Linked DNA regions of Homo sapiens: region 2 is linked to region 1. Evidence: chromatin contacts called from ENCODE Hi-C or POLR2A ChIA-PET data. All regions are on one chromosome and are shown on one strand. Each heading gives the region's core, a stretch centred on a gene start or an enhancer-like site at or near the end of the contact. The rest is flanking DNA. Distances are from core to core; before and after follow the strand shown.

What was found. A loop is a pair of places that touch in the nucleus more often than their neighbours do. ChIA-PET counts read pairs that join two places held with the same protein, here RNA polymerase II (POLR2A). Pooled maps may share reads with other maps.
Region 2: a pooled map shows a loop between it and region 1 (4-fold over the local background). The contact joins the promoter of LHB here to the enhancer-like site in region 1. A Hi-C loop is called at or near these places in 4 of 50 pooled maps. POLR2A ChIA-PET finds 5 or more read pairs at or near these places in 5 of 52 experiments (GM10248, PC-9, activated CD4-positive, alpha-beta T cell and 2 more).

The regions. Positions count from the first base shown.
Region 1 is chr19:48,784,055-48,789,030 of GRCh38, reverse strand. No RefSeq gene overlaps it. Among named protein-coding and RNA genes, the nearest start is that of BCAT2, 24 kb to the left of the region's middle. Within about 2 kb of position 1,515, at least 2 of the 41 ENCODE cell types and tissues checked have a DNase peak (open chromatin) inside an H3K27ac peak, as active enhancers do.
Region 2 is chr19:49,013,891-49,019,074 of GRCh38, reverse strand. It overlaps LHB (luteinizing hormone subunit beta), which reads left to right and starts at 1,984. Exons shown (of 3, transcript NM_000894.3): 1 at 1,984-2,008; 2 at 2,361-2,528; 3 at 2,765-3,095. The coding sequence starts at 1,994. The coding sequence ends at 3,007. RUVBL2 (RuvB like AAA ATPase 2) reads right to left here. Exons shown (of 15, transcript NM_006666.3): 12 at 4,472-4,591; 13 at 3,925-4,054; 14 at 3,389-3,503; 15 at 3,105-3,258. The coding sequence ends at 3,233. SAXO3 (stabilizer of axonemal microtubules 3) reads left to right here. Exons shown (of 5, transcript NM_001396011.1): 4 at 75-202; 5 at 735-1,107. The coding sequence ends at 1,107. RefSeq lists a silencer at 803-992 and enhancers at 236-1,159, 969-1,263.

The DNA.
Region 1 (4,976 bases), core at 266-2,765:
GAGCTGAGATCACAACGCTGCACTCCAGCCTAGGCAACAGAACAATACTCTGTCTCAAGAAAAATAAATAAGTGTGTGTGTGTGTGTGTGTGTGCGCCCAAGATTAGGACACAAAGAATCACACAGGCATAATGGGGCCTAAAAACTGTTTTTTTTTTTTAACTGTTTTTTTTTTTTTTTTTTTTTGAGATGGAGTCTCGCTCTGCCGCCCAGGCTAGAGTGCAATGGCGTGATCTCGGCTCACTGCAACCTCCGCCTCCCAGGTTCAAGCAATTCTCCTGCTTCAGACTCCCGAGTAGCTGGGACTACAGGTGTGAGCCACCACACCGGGCTAATTTTTGTATTTTTAGTAGAGACGGGGTTTCACCATGTTGGCCAGGCTGATCTTGAAGTCCTGATCTCAGGTCATCCTCCTGCCTCAGCCTCCTAAAATGCTGGGATTAAGCCATGAGCCACTGCGCCCGGCCGTTAAACTGTTTTATAAGCTCTGTGTGTGTGTGTGTGTGTGTGTGTGTGTGTGTGTGTGTGTGTGTGCTTAAGACAGTCTTTCTCTGTCACTTAAAAAAAAACCTGGTAAATAGCGGGCCCTACCTTTCCTACTGAAAAATAAATAAATAAATAAAATAATAAATCCAGGTAAATACATCTCAGCTGTAATAACCCAGCCACAGCGTGCTGTGTGTCAGGCCACGCTGTGGTGTGCCTGCAGCACCATCTGGTGGTCAGTGTTGAGTATAAAGTCAAAGGCCAAAAGAGGAGAAGGCCGGGCGCAGTGGCTCACACCTGTGATCCCAGCACTTTCCGAGGCCGAGGCGGGAAGATCACTTGAGGTCTGGAGTTTGAGACCAGCCTGGCCAACATAGTGAAGCCAGCCTGGCAGGAGAATCCCTTGAACCCGGGAGGCAGAGTTTGCAATGAGCTAAGATTGAGCCACTGCACTCCAGCCTGGGTGACAGAGTGACACTGTGTCTCAAAATAAATAAATAAGTAAACTAAAAATAAAAAATGGAAAACTAAGGAAAGAGGCAATTTACAGAGTGAGTCTCCAAATACAATTTCATCAGTTAGCAATGTGTAAAAATTAAAGTAGAGCTTCCTCTTCAAAGAGACTTTCCTCCTCGTCTACTTAGGAATAAATAGTAACTTCTCTTAGACGCAAAATGTATTCAAAGACCTGTGCTAACATTCTTAAATATCTGCTAGCCGTAATAAAGAAATCAGTGTACTTTATGTTTTTAGCTCCCACAATTTACCCTAAATATTTGCCCTGGCATGCTTATACTGGTCCAAGCAAGCATTAGGTCACAGCCTGTTCCTCTTCCTTATTTGAAGGTGTTTTTACCTTTCTCAGCATTCCACAAGTCACTTCCCCCTTCCTTTGTTCTCCTCTGCCTTTGCCTCTTTTAAAAAGTTCCAAGTTGCTAGCCAGTTGGGACAAATACAGAATGTGAGGTCCCGTTCCAGCCAATGGAAACCCGACACGGCAGTAGAGTGGATGCGTCAGGTTATAAATGACCCTGTCTCCTTTGTTCGTTGTACTCTTGTGGCAAAACTGCTGGCGAGTGTACCTTTTCTGCAGAAAGTAAAAATGGCCTTGCTGGCCGGGCTCAGTGGCTCATGCCTGTAATCCCAGCACTTTGGGAGGTCAAGGCGGGCGGATCACCTGAGGTCAGGAGTTTGAGACCAGCCTGACCAACATGGAGAAACCCCGTCTCTACTAAAAATACAATATTAGCCGGGCGTGGTGGTGCATGCCTGTAATCCCAGCTACTCGGGAGGCTGAGACAGGAGAATTGCTTGAACCTCGGAAGCCGAGGGTGCAGTGAGCTGAGATTGTGCCATTGCACTCCAGCCTGGGCAACAAGATCGAAACTCCATCTCAAAAAATAAAAATAAAAATAAAAATGGCCTTGCTGAGGAAATTAATGTTCAAGTGCTATGTCTTTTTTTTTTTTTTTTGAGGCGGAGTCTCACTCCGTTGCCCAGGCTGGAGTGCAGTGGCACGATCTCGGCTCACTGCAAGCTCCGCCTCCCAGGTTCACGCCATTCTCCTGCCTTAGCCTCCCAAGTAGCTGGGACTACAGGCACCTGCCACCACGCCTGGCTAATTTTTTTTTGTATTTTTATTAGAGACGGGGTTTCAACGTGTTAGCCAGGATGGTCTCTATCTCCTGACCTTGTGATCCACCCGCCTCGGCCTCCCAAAGTGCTGGGATTACAGGCGTGAGCCACCGCGCCCGGCCTCAAGTGCTATTTCTTTATGGCACCAAGGAATAAGCATTTCTAACAAATGTGTGAGTGGTTAAAACCATTTTTAGGGCATTATACAAGTTTACAAACATCTCAAGGGATGAGTGTTTGGAAAGACTCCCCTGAGGTGATGTAACACTGGCTGGCTGATCATAGTGGCTCAAGTTTGTAATCCTAGCACTTTGGGAGGCCGAGGCGGGTGGATCACCTGAGGTCAGGAGTTGGAGACCAGCCTGGCCAACATGGTGAAACCCTGTCTCTACTAAAAATACAAAAATTGGCCCAGTGTGGTGGTGGGCAGTAATCCCAGGTACTCAGGAGGCTGAGGCAGGAGAATCACTTGAACCCCGGAGGCACAGGTTGCAGTGAGCCGAGATTGTGCCATTGCACTCCAGCCTGGGCGACAGAGTGAGACTCCATCTCAAAAAAAAAAAAAAAAAAAAAAATAGAAACACTGGCTTAGGCAGGGCGCGGTGGCTCACATGTGTATTCCCAGCTTTTTGGGAGACCGAGGCAGACAGATCACTTGAGGTCAGGGGTTCGAGTCCGGCCTGGCCAACATGGGGAAACCCTGCCTCCACTAAAAACACAAAAATTAGCCAGGCTTGGTGGCAGGTGTCTGTAATCCCAGCTATTTGAGAGGCTGAGGCGAGAGATTCGCTTGATCCCAGGAGGCAGAGTTTGCAGTGAGCCAAGATGACACCACTGCACTCCAGCCTGAGTTAGACTCCATCTCAAAAAAGAAGAAAACAAAACAAAACAGAAACACTGGCTTAGGCATTTATGAAAAACCCACAGCAAACATCCTACTCAATGGTGAAAGACTGACAATACACAAAAGAAAGAAAGAAATTCGTAACAGACATAAATGGAAAGACATCCCAAGTTTATAGACTGGAAGACAATAGTATTAAGATGACGATGCAGCTGGGCACGGTAGCTCATGCCTATAATCCCAGCATTTTGGGAGGCTGAGGCAGGAGGATTGCTGGAGCCCAGGAGTTTAAGATCAGCCTTGGCAACTGATATGGTTTGGCTCTGTGTCCCCACTGAAATCTCATTATGAATTATAATCTCAGCGGGTCCAGGGAGGGACATGGTGGGAGGTAACTGGATCGTGGGGGCAGTTTCCCCCATGCTGTTCTCGTAGTCATGAGTGAGTTCGCACAAGATCTGATGGTTTGAAACTGTGGTGGTTCCCTCCTCTAGCTCTTTCTCCCTCCTGCCACTATATAAGACGTGCCTTGCTTCCCCTTCCCCTTTTGCTATGATTGTAAGTCTCCTGAGGACTCCCCAGCCCTGTGGAACTGTGAGTCAATTAAACCTCTTTTCTTTATAAATTACCCAGTCTCGGGTAGTTAGTTTTAACAGCATGCACCTGGTCTCTACAACAACAACAACAAAAACTTAGCTGGGTATGGTGGCACCTGCCTGCAGTCCCAACTACTGAGAAGGCTGAGGTGGGAGGATTGCTTGAGCACGAGGTCGAGGTTGCAGTGAGCCATGGGGTCGTGCCACCACACTCCAGCCTGGGCAACACAGTAAGGGCCTGTCTCAAAAAAAAAAAAAAAAAGTGATCTAGTAACTGAATTTAATCCATATCAAAATTTGAACATCTGGCTGGGCGGGGTGGCTCACAACTGTAAATCCCAGCACTTTGGGAGGCTGAGGTGGGCGGATCACCTGAGGTCAGGAGTTCAAGACCAGCCTGGCCGACATGATGAAACCCCGTCTCTACTAAAAATACAAAAATTAGCCAGGCATGATGATGCCTGTAATTCCAGCTACTTGGGAGGCTGAGGCATGAGAATCACTTGAACCCGGGAGGTGGACGTAGCAGTGAGCTGAGATCGCACCACTGCACTCTAGCCTGGGTGACAGAGAGAGACTCCATCTCAAACAAACAAACAAAACGTGCAGAATGCTAAAGACTAAGCAAATAAGTAATAGCTACCATGTCCAGAGGCTTCCTCTAAGCCCGCTAGAAGGCACTGCCCTACAGTATTTCTCTCGTTTCCACTTGTGCAGATAAGAATACTGAAATTCAGAAGTCTCCTGCCCCTGGTTACTCCAGTAGTAAGAGGTGGGGGAACTCAGGCTCTCTCTCTTCATTGCCCACATCCTGAACCACTGCTCATGTTATATGCCCATATTTTGCATGTAAATTCAAAAGATTTAGGCGTCAGGTCCCGATCCTTTAACCCCTGGTTACCAGTCCCTGTTCTAGTCCACCCCTCAGGAGGAGGCAGCTGGAGTATCTGAGGTCAGTCACACGTGCAGTCTGCCATGCTTACATGACCAACACTTGTTTAAAATTTTGTCCCCCGGACTGCGCACGGTGCCTCACGAATGTAATCCCAGCACTTTGAGAGGCCGAGGCGGGCAGATTCCTTGAGCCCAGGAGTTCGGGACTAGCCTGGGCAACATGGCAAAACCCCGTCTCTACTAAAAATACAAAAATTAGGCCCAGCATGGTGGTGGCTCACGCCTGTAATCCTAGAACTTTGGGAGGCCGAGGCAGGCGGATCACAAGGTCCAAGAGTTTGAGAACAGCCTGGCCAACATCATGAAACCCCATCTCTACTAAAAATACAAAAAGTAGCCCGGCATGGTGGCAGGTGCCTATAATCCCAGCTACCCAGGAGGCTGAGGCAGGAGAATCGCTTGAACCCAGGAGGCAGAGGTTGCAGTGAGCCGAGACTGCGCCATTGCTCTCCAGCCTGGGC
Region 2 (5,184 bases), core at 735-3,234, 230 kb before region 1:
ACTCGGGACCCAGGGCTTGGGATGGGGTATGAAATCTATGTCTTGGGTATGCCTCCTCCCCCAATCTTGCTCAGGCTCTAATTGCCTGGACGAAGAACCCCGAGCTGTCTGGCCGGCCTTTCACAGTATCCGACCGGGGCGTCCTGGACCGCCGCCAGCTCTATCTGACCACCTCGGCGCGGGACTTTCGGTTCTATCCCAAGTAAGCCGGGCTCTCGCTCGGCACCGCCTCCTGCACAGCCCCCGCCGTGGCCGGTGCACGCCGAGCCCCTGGGCTGGCTCCCATTCCCTGAGCCGGTGGTCTCAGCCTCGACTTCTGTAGCAGCAAGAACCAAAGTTCAGGCCTCAGCCCCTCCCTTTTTTTTTTAAGCACCCAGGAGTCCTTAGTGTCACCTCTCAGGAACCGCGGTAGGGACAGGAAGCCTGCACAGCGGCTCGAGGGGATTCCGGATCTGAGGGCAGGGCCTCCTTCGGTACTTGAGCCCCCAGATACTCCTTCCCAAGGAAGCGAAAGTCCCCTTTTACTTCCCTAGGATGCGAAAGCTCAGTTTCCAGGACGTTAAGTACCTCGAGGACCCAGGAACGCAGGCAACGCGTGCCGGGTCGCGTCCTTCCTAAGGGGTGCTCGCCTGGAAATGCAGGAGTTTGAATGTGCAGACTCCTTAGATCCCGAGGTCTGAAACTCGTCCCCAAGGATCCAGCTGTATCCTCACCATCCCGCCCTGCTCCCACAGGACGGAGCTGTCCGGATACCCCCGCAAGGACTCCCTGACCTACTGGAGCTTCGAAGAGACGCCCCAGGTCTGGAGCCACGGCCCGCAGCGGCCGCCCTGTCCGCGCTCCTCCCGGCCGCCCCGACCACCGCGGGTCCGCGTGCCGCGCGTCAGCCCGGTGACCTCGGCCATGCCGCACCGGGGAGCCCTGTCTCTGGCTCAGGAGTCCTACAGCCCCCTGCTGCACCCGCTCCGGCGGCTCGACCGCTTCTGCCCGCTGGAGGCGCCCTGGGGCGGCCCGCACTGGAAGCCCCTGCGGGGCATCTACAGCGTGCCGAAAGCCTACAGTACCGAGAACTCCAGCTATGGCAGCTTGAAGCCGGCGCTGGTGTGAGCCGTCAGGGCCAGCCCCACCCCAGACCCGCCCCCAGGGCCGCGCTGCCGAGCGGAGCTCGGGACCTCCGCTCACTAGGAAGGGTTCCGGACCCAGCCTGAGTCGCACTCATTACGTCTATTGGCAACGTGGGGGCGGGACTAGCCCAGACACCCACTCAGCTGCGGCATCACGGAGAGGGGACTAAGTCCAGATAATGTCCTTGCAGGCTGTGGCCCCGGGGGCAAGACACGCACCCTGCGGGCGTATTAAATAATGAGTTAAATCACCTGAACCACACCCACTTCCGGGGACGCTCCGGGCATCCTGGCTTGAGGGTAGGGTGGGCGGAGGTCCCTAAGGGAGAGGTGGGGCTCGGGCTTAATCCCTCCTTGGGGGCATCTGGGTCAAGTGGCTTCCCTGGCAGCACAGTCACGGGGAGACCCTCTCTCACTGGGCAGAAGCTAAGTCCGAAGCAGCGCCCCTCCTGTTAGGTTGGACTGTGGTGCAGGAAAGCCTCAAGTGGAGGGTTGAGGCTTCAGTCCAGCACCTTTCTCGGGTCATGGCCTCCTCCTGGCTCCCAAGACCCCACAATTGGCAGAGGCAGGCCTTCCTACACCCTACTCCCTGTGCCTCCAGGCTCGACTAGTCCCTAGCACTCGACAACTGGGTCTCTGAGGTCACTTCACCGTGGTCTCTGCCTCACCTCTGGCGCTAGACCACTGAGGGGAGAGGGCTGGGGCGCTCTGCTGAGCCACTCCTGCGCCTCCCTGGCCATGTGCACCTCTCGCCCCCGGGGGGATTAGTGTCCAGGTTACCCCAGCATCCTATCACCTCCTGGTGGCCTTGCCGCCCCCACAACCCCGAGGTATATAGCCAGATACACGAGGCAGGGGATGCACCAAGGATGGAGATGCTCCAGGTAAGACTACAGGGCCCCTGGGCACCTTCCACCTCCTTCCAGGCCATCACTGGCATGAGAAGGGGCAGACCCGTGTGAGCTGTGGAAGGAGGCCTCTTTCTGGAGGGGCATGACCCCCAGTAAGCTTCAGGTGGGGCAGTTCCTGAGGGTGGGGATCTGAAATGTTGGGGCATCTCAGGTCCTCTGGGCTGTGGGGTGGGCTCTGAAAGGCAGGTGTCCGGGTGGTGGGTCCTGAATAGGAGATGCCGGGAAGGGTCTCTGGGTCTTTGTGGGTGGTGTACCACGCGGGATGGGAAGGCCAGGACTCGGGGCTGCGGTCTCAGACCTGGGTGAAGCAGTGTCCTTGTCCCAGGGGCTGCTGCTGTTGCTGCTGCTGAGCATGGGCGGGGCATGGGCATCCAGGGAGCCGCTTCGGCCATGGTGCCACCCCATCAATGCCATCCTGGCTGTCGAGAAGGAGGGCTGCCCAGTGTGCATCACCGTCAACACCACCATCTGTGCCGGCTACTGCCCCACCATGGTGAGCTGCCTGGGGCCAGGGGCAGATGCTGCCACCTCAGGGCCAGACCCACAGAGGCAGCGGGGGAGGAAGGGTGGTCTGCCTCTCTGGCCTGCGGTTGGGGAATGGGGTGTGGGAAGGCAGGAACAGAGGGCTTCCTGGGCTCCTGAGTCCAGGACCTGTGGGGTCAGCTTGGGAGCTCAGCTGAGGCGCTGGCCTCAGGCACATGCTCATTCCCCCACTCACACGGCCTCCAGATGCGCGTGCTGCAGGCGGTCCTGCCGCCCCTGCCTCAGGTGGTGTGCACCTACCGTGATGTGCGCTTCGAGTCCATCCGGCTCCCTGGCTGCCCGCGTGGTGTGGACCCCGTGGTCTCCTTCCCTGTGGCTCTCAGCTGTCGCTGTGGACCCTGCCGCCGCAGCACCTCTGACTGTGGGGGTCCCAAAGACCACCCCTTGACCTGTGACCACCCCCAACTCTCAGGCCTCCTCTTCCTCTAAAGACCCTCCCCGCAGCCTTCCAAGTCCATCCCGACTCCTGGAGCCCTGACACCCCGATCCTCCCACAATAAAGGCTTCTCAATCCGCACTCTGGAGGTGTCTTTCTGTGGGCTCAGGGCAACCACACATACACAGGGTGGGTGCAGCTTCCCAACCATTTTATACAGAGTCACAGTGTCAGAACTCTGGTGGAAAACAGGGTGGGGTCGGGGGATGACATCCAACTCAGGAGGTGTCCATGGTCTCGCCTTCTGTGGGGAGAAGGAAGGCCACATGGTCAGTGTCGCCCAGGTGGCAGGGCCTGAGCCTTCTACGCCGAGCTCCCTCTTCCTCCCTCTGAGGTTGGCTCTGGCAGTGCAGGTGCGGGGTGGGGATTCTTACTGAGTTCGTTGAAGAGGAAGGCGTCCTGGTACTCCTTCATGTACTGCGTGGAGCGGGACTCGTCCAGGAAGAGTGAGTAGACCCGCTTGATGTCATCCACCTGCACTTCTGTACCCTGGAGGGGGAGGGCGAGTCCTCAGTTGGGCCCCTCTCCGTGAGGCTCAAGGCACAGACCCCAGCGTATGCCACCTCCATGCTCTAGGCAGCAGAGTGTGGCATGTGAGGGGAGGGCATTCTGGGCCAGATTGCCTGGGTTCAAATCCTGCCTGGCCATCTCCTTGTTGTGGGCCCAGCCTCTTCATTCCTCAGTTTCTTTATCTGTAAGGTGGACCTAACAGCATCTACTTAAGTCAAGAGAGATTTACTGATACCTACTATAGGCCAGGCTGGATGATACAGAAGCCAACCTGAGGGATGAAAATTCCCTGCGTCTGAAAACGTACATTCTAGGATGAAATCGGAACCCTGGAAGCCCCTGAAGTACTGTGTCACTCACTGCCGCCATCTGGCCCTGCTGGCTAATTCGGCCGGCTGACCTTGCGTTTCCGGCACACCAAGCTGGCAGCTGTGATGAGCTGGATGGCGTAGCGCAGTGACGTCTCCAGCCCGATGCGGGTCAGCACCGTGTAGGCGTCCTCACTCATCTCCACATCTTCTTCCTCGCACCTGCAAGCAGTGGGGGACAGGGGTGGCTCAGCCGGGGCCCAGCCTCTGACTGCAGCAGAAGTGGCCACAGCAACCCTCTGGCCCTTCCCCACTGGGAATATGTGGCGCCTGCATCTTAGAACCATAGAATGCTGAGGCTAGAAGAGCCACGGAGACAGGGGCTGGGCTGGACCTAAAACCGAGGCCTCCTGACCACCCCCAGGGCGCTGGCCCCAACACCAGTCACGGGTACCTCGCCTCCCTTTCCCACCGTGGCTCCTGCTCCCGGATCGGAGGCCACCGTCTGGGTGCCCGCTCAGCCCTCTCTCCTGTAGGCCCAGCCACCATGCCACTCCGCTGGACCTCAGTGTCAGCATTTGTCAAACAGGGTAGACCCCAGCCCTGCGTCTCAGGCGCACGGCCTGGTCCTGCCCGCACCGGATGCGGAGGATCTGCTTCGTGTCTTTCTCGCTGTAGGGGGTGGTGGAGACGATAAGCAGCCGGTCCAGCAGGTCTATGGGGATGCCGTGAGGGCTCTGGTAGCTGGTGCCCCGGATTCTGAGGAAGAGGCAGAAAGAGGGGGCTGTCAGGGGCATGTTCCCTCTTCATTCCCTTTGCTGGGAACACTCTCACCTCCCATCGCCACCCACTCACTGGGCCCAACACCACTTAACCTTTAGCTCGCGTCTCCTGTCACATGATGACATCACCCCTGATGACGCAGCCTTCCACAGCTGCGTCAGTCCCCCAAGGGCACCTTTCCGCGGAGCTGGGCTGCTTTAAGCTAGATCTCTGCCTCCAGGATTACTGGATCAAGGTCCCACTCCCGTGCTCGACACAAAGCTTCACAAAGGAGGGGACTGCACCTGTCTTGTTCCCTGCTGCAGCGGGGCCAGCCCAGGGCTGGTGCCAGGGGATACAGTCAGTTCCCCTTATTCACAGTAGTGAGGTTCTAGAAAGTCATCGTGAACACTCCAATTAGCTGATCCTGAGCCACTGCTCCTACTGGAATACAGGGTTAGGCTCTCTCGAGCCTCGGCTTACAGTATTTTCATCAATCCATATATATATAATCTGGGTCTATGCGTATTTTCATTTGTGTGTTTCTGGTCTTTTTGGTTTGTTTTTTGAGACGGAGTCTCGCTCTGTTG